Regions from separate parts of the Homo sapiens genome. Here all the other regions are linked to region 3. The links are chromatin contacts, found by Hi-C or POLR2A ChIA-PET in ENCODE. All regions are on one chromosome and are shown on one strand. Each heading gives the region's core, a stretch centred on a gene start or an enhancer-like site at or near the end of the contact. The rest is flanking DNA. Distances are from core to core; before and after follow the strand shown.

Region 1 (2,705 bases), core at 154-2,653, 120 kb before region 3:
CAATCCCAGCACTTTGGGAGGCCTATACGGGCAGATTGCTTGAGTCCGGGGGTTCAACACCAGTATGTGTAACATGACGAAACCCTGTCTCTACGAAACAAAAACAAAACAAAAATTAGCCAGGCATAGTGGCTCCCGCCTGTGGTCCCAACTACCTGGGAGGCTGAGGCAGGAGGATTACCTGAGCCCACGAGGTCAAGGCTGCAGTGAACCGAGATTGCACCACTGCACTCCAGCCTGAGCAACTGAGCAAGGTCAAGTTTGAGAGCCACCACACTAGACAGGAAGTGGTCATATTTTCTTAGACCTTTAGCATCTACCATAAGCACACAGAGAATGGACTCTGAATGAAAGAGTCTAGAGCTTGAAAGGGAACTGAAATTTAAAAATAAAAAAGTGTGAAATGATGGCTGGGCACGGTGGCTCACGCTTGTAATTTCAGCACTTTGGGAGGCTGAAGCGGGCAGACCACGAGGTCAGGAGACCGAGACCACCCTGGCTAACACGGTGAAACCCCGTCTCTACTATAAATACAAAAAATTAGCTGGGCGTGGTGGCACACGCCTGTAGTCCCAGATACTCAGGAACCTGAGGCAGGAGACTCGCTTGAACCCGGGAGGCGGTGGTTGCAGGGAGCCGAGATCATGCCACTGCACTCCAGCCTTGGCGACAGAGCGAGACTCCATCACACACACACACACACAAAAAGGTGAAATGAGCAGCATAACGTTGGAATGACAGGTGACTATTTCCTGCCAAGATTCCAGTTGCCATCAGGTGGCGCTGTGTCAACAACAAATGCTTTTACCTGAAGCGAGGAGGAAGTTTGGTTGATTTACTCGAATTCAAGCCTCAAATACTACATAACTGAATTTATTTTTTCTTACTCCGTTTGTTTGCAATTGTCCCACTTGTATGAATACATTGATTTTTTTTTCTCACCTGGCCCAGAACAAAGCTGAGTAAATTGATTTCTTAAGGCATGAAGCCTTAGACAAGAAAAGCCGTGGAAGGAGGCTGGTGGCAGCAGACAGCTGGGCAGGTCATGAAGGTCAGGGGAAGGAAATTAGCAATTACCCTTATTTCCATCTTCAGTGAGGAAAACCTGCTCCCCACCAGCACTGCCTGTTGTGAAATTACCCAAGCATTCAAATGAATATGTCATTTCGCGAGGGTGGAGCCATCCTGTAATTTCTGTCATCCAGTTCCCTTTACGGGTTGTTAAATGTCTACGTGAGTAACCCTTGAATGTCGTTGCTCTCACAAACCAAAGTCTGGAAGCCCGAGTCTTTCTTCTGGGTTGAGTACTTTATTCTTCTGAGGTGTGGGAACTGAGGCACAGCAAAGGCCTGAGGCCCCACGGGCAACTCTTTCTCCCCCTCCTCCCTCCCCTCCGCGCAGGGCATCCCCGTGCACAGAACTGATAGAGCTGGCCTGGCTACTGGCAGACTATCAGGCCAGGCCAGAGCTGGAGGCTGAGCTGGTTTCCTCCGGGCAGGACAGAGCTTTCAGGCAGCGACCTCCTAGGAGGAAGGCGGGGGGAGGGTTTGCAGCCTTCCCTACTCTGGGCAGACAGAGGAATGTGGTGGACAGGAAAAAGGGGGAGGAGGCAGGACCTCTACTCTCAGCATAGACCCAGTCTCACTGAAGAGGCACTCTTTAAAGGCATCACAGAGTTTAAGAATAGTGCATGGTAGAAATAACTCTTAATTTCTGAATGACCAAGTATAAATGAAATGGAAGTGCTTAAAAGTAATAAGAGAAAAGCTATATAGTTCCTCTTTTCCTTCCTTGAAAAATCAGGTGCAAAAGTCATCAGGTGCAGGGTCGAGCAAGATAGGCAGCTATGAGTGGGGTGGAGGTGAGCTGTGGTGGCCGGAACCTGACCAGGATCAGAAAGCATACATTCAGGGGCAAGTCCAGGCCAGAGTGTCAGAACCCAATTGTGGTGAGGGGTGTCCCGGCAGAGAGGCAGTCTGCCACAGGGTGTTGGAGTCCCAGTGGGGAGAGAAAGGTATCTCCAAGGACATGTATGTAAATGTACAATATTAAGGATAATGGGAGCAAAGTTTCTCGCTGTTGGAGAAGACAGTTAACAAATCATTCCTGTAATCCCACCACATTAAGAGGCTGAGGCAGAAGGATTGTTTGAGGCCAGGAGTTTGAGACCAGCCTGGTCAACATAGCGAGATCCCGTCTCCACAGAAATTAAGAAAACATTAGCCAGGTGTGGTGGCATGCACCTGTATGCCATCTCAAGGAAAGAGGCTGAGGTGTGAGAATCACTTGAGCCCAGGAGATTGAGGCTGTACTACAGCCTGGGCAACTGAGCAAGACCCCATCTCAAAAAAATAAATTATGGACAGAAAACTAGAATGAAAACTGTGTTAGGTTGGAATGAGAAGTATTGGTATGAAGTCATGGTTTTCAATAAACAAACTAATAAGATCCATATTTTATTACGTATGTAGAGAAATATAAGGGTAAATGCATGTATGATTTTGTGTATGTGTGTACACACATCCTTATATTCCCTACTTCTGTGCCCTGAGAGGGCCTGAGATCAATGATGCCCAATACTGGTTTCTATTTATTTTATTTTTAAAAAATAGAGATGGAGTCAGGCTGGGCATGGTGGCTCATGCCTGTAATCCCAGCACTTTGGGAGGCCAAGGTGGGCAGATCACGAGGTCAGGAGTTCGAGA
Region 2 (2,700 bases), core at 98-2,597, 73 kb before region 3:
ACATATACACCATGGAATACTGTGCAGCCATAAAAAATGATGAGTTCAGGTCCTTTGTAGGGACATGGATAAAACTGGAAACCATCATTCTGAGCAAACTGTCGCAAGGACAGAAAACCAAACACTGCATGTTCTCACTCATAGGTGGGAATTGAACAATGAGAACACTTGGACACAGAGTGGGGAACTTCACACACCGGGGCCTGTCATGGGGTGGGGGGAATGACGAGTTAATGGGTGCAGCACACCAGCATGGCACACTTATACATATATAACCAGCACGTTGTGCACATGTACCCTAGAACTTAAAGTATAATTTAAAAAAATACAATAAAATAAAATTTCCCCCATTCAGTATGTTAGCTGTGAGTTTGTCATATACAGCCTTTATTGTGTTGAGGTGTGTTCTTTCTATACCTAACGTAAGAGTTTTTATCATGAGGGGGTTTTGAAATTTAAAAAAATTTTTTTTAGAGATAGGGTCTGACTTTGTTGCCCACGCTGAAGTGCAGTGATACAAGCATAGTTTACTGCAACCTTGAACTCCTGGGCTCAAGCAATCTTTCCGGCCTGGTCTCCCTACAGGTGTTTGCCACCATGCCCGGCTTTTGTATTTTTTGTAGAGATGGCGGTCTCGCTTTGTTGCCCAGGCTGGTCGCCAACTCCTGGGCATGATCATCCTCCTGCCTTGGCTTCCCAAAGTGTTGGGATTCTAGGCATGAGCCACAGTACTTAGCCTCCTGTCCTTATAAAAATTGTTTTCTGGTTGATTCGTGTCTCCTTTTTTTCTTCCCGTCTTATTGTTTGTCATTGCAGTTTGATGGTTTTCTATAGTGATAAGGTTTGATTTTTTTCTCTTTGTCCTTTGTGTATTTGTTCTACCAGTGAGTTTTATACTTTCATGTTTTTTCATGGTAGTGATTATCATTTTTTCATTTCTAGATGTAGGACCTTCTTGAGCATTTCTTGTAAGGCCTGGCTAATAGTAATGAATTTCCTCAGTTTTTGCTTGTCTGGGAAAGACTTCATTTCTGAAGGATAGCTTTTTTGGGTATAGTGTTTTTGGTTGACGTTTTTTTTTTCTTTCAGCATTTTGAATATATCATCTTATTCTCTCATGGTCTATAAGGTTTCTCTGGAGAAATCTGTTTTTAGTGTAATGGGGATTTCCTTGTATTAACTTGATGCCTTTTTCTCTTGCTGTTTTTAGAATTCTCTTTTTATCTTTCACTTTTGACAGTTTAACTATTAATATGCCTTGGGAAGACCCTTTTGGGTTGAATCTATTTTGGAACCTTTGAGCTTCCTAGATCTGTATGTTCATACCTCTTATCAGCCTTGGGAGCTTTTCACCTATTTCATTTGGCAGGCTTTCTGTGCTTCCTTTTTTCTCCTCCTGGAACTTTCATAACATGAACATTTGTTTGCTTAATGATTTCCTGTAAGTCTTGTAGGTGTTCTCATTTCATTTTCATTCTCATTTCTTATTTCTTTGAGTAGGTAATTTTGAAAGACTTATCTTCAAGTTCAGAGATTTGTGTCTTATGCTTGATCATGTCTGCTATTTTAGTTCTATTATATTTATTTCATTCATTGAAGTCTTAAGCTGCAGTATTTTTCTTTTCTTTTTTTTTTTTGCAACTGCAAATTTTAAAATTTATCCAGGAAGCATCAGATCTGGCCCAGTGGGGTGGGGTAGGGGTAGGTGGAGTGGCTCCATCTTCATTTGGCACCATGCTGAAAGGTACAGTAGCCGCTTAAAGCTCGGCTTGAGGATGTTGGGCCACTGGTCTAGGGTGTATCCTCACGGGAAAAGGGGAGTTTTTGCTGCTTGCTCCTGGAGCAAGACACACTCCAGCCATAGTTCTAATTCCAGGATAGTGTAGCGCAGGCCACAGGGAGCTGGGCACGGTGTTGACTCCTTCTCTGTGGGGAGCACAGCTACGTATGTATACTCCAGGCAGCTTAGGCCTATGAGGACTGCAGGGTTCCTCAGTGGTGAGGTCTGTAAGTGTCTAAGGTATTGATAGGGATCGCTAGGATCCTCTTCCTTACCTCCTTGCAGCAGGGAGAAGTCCTTTTGGTTCCCAGCTGATCCTGATTGGGGATTGGGGTGATAGAAGCTTGGCATTTCCTTCTGCTCTCTCTGTGGTCATCTCGAGTTTCTTTTATAAACTCTTCTGATGCACTCTGGCACCCTTCCTCAGTTATTTGTGTTAAAGTCTAGTTGTTTAATTGTTGTTTTGGCCGTCTTTGTGAAGGATTTCTAGCTGGCCATCTTGATCTGAGCACCTTTTCTTTGATGTATTGGTCAGTTGGATATCCTCTTTTATGAAGTCTCCATTCAGATATTTTGCTCATTTTTCTGTCTTTTTCTTATTTAATTGTTGATTCATTGGTATATTCTGGATATGTTAAAGGATTGCACATATGTTATTCCACTCTGACTTGTCTTTTGACACTTTCAGTGTAGTCTTTTGATAAACAATACTTCATAGTTTTAATATCCAATTTATAAATCTTGCCTATCCTTTTACCATGAAGATACATTCTCTGTGAACTTTAAAGTCTTCTGTTTTAAAATATAAACTCTGTGTTACATTTAGCAAACTCATTTGCCATTCTTTTTAAAATAGAATTTGACTGAGAAATAGATACCAAATTTTATCAGGTGGTTTTTCTGGAATAATTAAGCCAGTT
Region 3 (2,700 bases), core at 106-2,605:
AGTATCACTTGAACCCAGGAGGCGGAGGCTGCAGTGAGCTGAGATGGGGCCACTGCACTCCAGCCTGGGTGATAGAGTGAGACTTGGTCTCATGAAAAAAAAAAAAATCAGTCCTTTTTTTAATGCTGAGTTGTATTCCATTGTATGAATATATCATATCCTCTCACCAGTTGATGAATGTTCATATCATTTCCAGTTTGGAGCTATTATAAAAATAACTGCTTAAGTCTGTATTTTTTAAACAAACATCCAGCTAATTCTGATGCAGGTGGACCACATGTTGAGAAACACTGCTCTAACACAGAGAATTGAAGCTTATTGCCCAAAGCCACATAACCAAGAAGGCTTTGACGCCAGAGCGTGGATTCAAGAGCCCATGCTTTTCCTACTTGGACAGTAGATGTCAGAAGGAGGGCCTTGAAGATAAGACATATGTTTCAGTTGTCAATTGAAGCATAACAAAATAACCAAACTTTGGTTTCAACATCAATGATTTCTTAAGATTCTGTCGTCCTGGCCGGGTGATTCTGTGGCAGGCCAGGTCTCACTAACAACTCTTTCAGTACTGACTGAGTGGTTAAGTTAAATATTAAAAGCCAGTGCCCTTATACGAAGGCTGGGATGTAACAAAAGCCCAGCAAGAGTTTTGCCTAGGCCTTTTCTGGGCCTTAAGGCGTGACAAAATAACAAAGGAATTCTTAACAGGACCCGTTTGGGATTAAACAAGTTTTATTGTGGGTCTGAAGAAACTCCCCAGATCTCCACAAACAAGTTTACTGGAGGCCTGAAGGAACTCCCCAAACCTCCATGATTTAGCAGGAGACAAGATAAGGGTAATCACCCCAGCACCTGGACCCATTTAGATTAAGTAAATGTACTGAGGCTCCAGAGGAAGGTTTTCAGGACTCAGATCATAGTTGTAGATTAAAAGAAGTTAATCACTTATGTCTTTAGATGAATGCGCACTTACACATAGACATATAGTTTAGAAGGTATATAAGCTCTGGAAAACTTTGTAATTTTGAGTTGGTCTGGAAATAATTTCCAGGCCTTCTCTCTGTAACTGGTTACAGAAGTAAAAGCTCTCTTCTTCCCCAGTTCATCTGCATCTCATTATTGGGCCATGAGAAATAGCAGCCCAACCCTCAGATTGGTCCAGGAACTGTTCTTTTTTTAGTCTTACCTGGGCTGTCTCATGTCACTACGTTCAGCAGCCAGGTCCACTGGATGCTGGGTGAAGCTGGGATGGCCGGGGCAGCAGGACCTTTCTTTCCATGATCTTTCATTCTTAAGGAGTCTAGACCAGCCTTCCCTTCATGGCAGTGGCAGTATTCCAAGAAAAAGCTGCAAAGCACAAGTGCTTTTCAAGCCTCCACTTGTGTCACGTTTGCTAACGCCTCCCTGCCAAAACAAGGCACATGGCCAAGCTCAGCTTCAATGTGGGAAGCAACTATCCTAGGGAATGGCATGATTCATTTGGTGCAGGATTCATTTGGAGCCATTAATGTAACAATCTACCATTGCTAGTAAGTTTATGTTTCAGAGGCAATAGGTAACTGGAGAGGGCAGAGCTAGGGAGAGCCAGGGAATTAAGAGGATTAGAGAAAATTTTGGTGGAGCCAGAAAAGGTCAAAAGGGTCTATGTTACCCCTAGTCATCTTTGAAGGAAGGACGTGTTCCCTCTAGTCATCTTTGTGGCCCCCACAGCACTACAGGGGTTTTACATATGGTAGGACCTCAGGAAGTCTTTGCGAAGTTGAATCAAAGTATCAATGATAAGTTGGGGGAGTTTAGGACCTAGAGGAAGGATGGCTAAATGATAACACACTGAAAGGAGCAAGACCCCTTAAAGCGTAGAAGGGTAAGTGCTAACAGAAGAAAAAATTAAAACTGAAATGAAGAGAGACAGATGGGATATAAAATGTAAACAAATGTTTGCTTCACAATTAAACTACGTGCCCACTCTTTCACCAATGTTTGTTTGCTAGATGCTATGCAAGGGACTAGAGCTGTGTTTCTCAAAATGTAGGTCATTAGAACAATGTGGAATACTTAGGTAGAGGGTTAGAAATGGCTGGTGGAGGTGTCCAGTGGATGGGCCTGAGACAGTGCCCCTGGCTCCATTGTCTTCTTATAACCTGTAGAGAGATCCTAGAAGTCATTGCCTGCCCCAGTCAGAGGCAACAGATATGGTCAGTGCTCTAATCATCTCATCTTGCCCTTAGCACTTCAGTGCAGGACAGAATATCGGACTGCCAACCCCTGAATGTTCTCCCTAGGGGCTTTCTCTGGCTACTCCTGCTATAGAGGGAGCAGTCCTCAATCAAAGACTGACAGGAGTTGGTGGAGATTTTAAAACCAAGCCAATTATCCATTATAAATCTGGAAGCAAAGAGTGTTCATTATCCTGCTTAGTCAAATACCAGTTCTGCTGAAAAATGCAAAAGGCTAGAGTCTTGCTCATTAAGGACCAAGTCTTTCCTTGTATTTCTGTAGCTGCCTGATAGATGGGCTCCTGACTTCAATCTTGTTTCCCTTCAACCTATTTTCTGCACTTCTGAGTGACCTTAGAAATGCAAATACATTCATTAAGCTTTGAGGATGGAGATGTTTCATATTCTCCATTGGATCTTCAGTACCTGGTAAGCACTCAGTAAATATTTATTGACTGGGTATTATAGGAGACTCCCAACTCATGAA

Evidence for each region. A loop is a pair of places that touch in the nucleus more often than their neighbours do. ChIA-PET counts read pairs that join two places held with the same protein, here RNA polymerase II (POLR2A). Pooled maps may share reads with other maps.
Region 1: a loop to region 3 is called in a map with no recorded cell type, with 11 times the contacts of the local background. The contact joins two enhancer-like sites. A Hi-C loop is called at or near these places in 2 of 168 maps with a recorded cell type or tissue (endothelial cell of hepatic sinusoid and psoas muscle), 5 of 37 single-sample maps with no recorded cell type and 5 of 50 pooled maps. POLR2A ChIA-PET finds 5 or more read pairs at or near these places in 1 of 52 experiments (activated B cell).
Region 2: a loop to region 3 is called in a pooled map, with 4 times the contacts of the local background. The contact joins two enhancer-like sites. A Hi-C loop is called at or near these places in 1 of 168 maps with a recorded cell type or tissue (ascending aorta), 4 of 37 single-sample maps with no recorded cell type and 3 of 50 pooled maps. POLR2A ChIA-PET finds 5 or more read pairs at or near these places in 3 of 52 experiments (GM10248 and activated T-cell).

The regions. Positions count from the first base shown.
Region 1 is chr9:4,761,948-4,764,652 of GRCh38, forward strand. No RefSeq gene overlaps it. Among named protein-coding and RNA genes, the nearest start is that of AK3, 22 kb to the left of the region's middle. RefSeq lists an enhancer at 982-1,920. Within about 2 kb of position 1,404, at least 21 of the 41 ENCODE cell types and tissues checked have a DNase peak (open chromatin) inside an H3K27ac peak, as active enhancers do.
Region 2 is chr9:4,813,829-4,816,528 of GRCh38, forward strand. The region is part of intron 1 of RCL1 (RNA terminal phosphate cyclase like 1); the gene reads left to right. Among named protein-coding and RNA genes, the nearest start is that of RCL1, 22 kb to the left of the region's middle. RefSeq lists an enhancer at 1,753-1,902. Within about 2 kb of position 1,348, at least 3 of the 41 ENCODE cell types and tissues checked have a DNase peak (open chromatin) inside an H3K27ac peak, as active enhancers do.
Region 3 is chr9:4,886,401-4,889,100 of GRCh38, forward strand. No RefSeq gene overlaps it. Among named protein-coding and RNA genes, the nearest start is that of MIR101-2, 37 kb to the left of the region's middle. Within about 2 kb of position 1,356, at least 2 of the 41 ENCODE cell types and tissues checked have a DNase peak (open chromatin) inside an H3K27ac peak, as active enhancers do.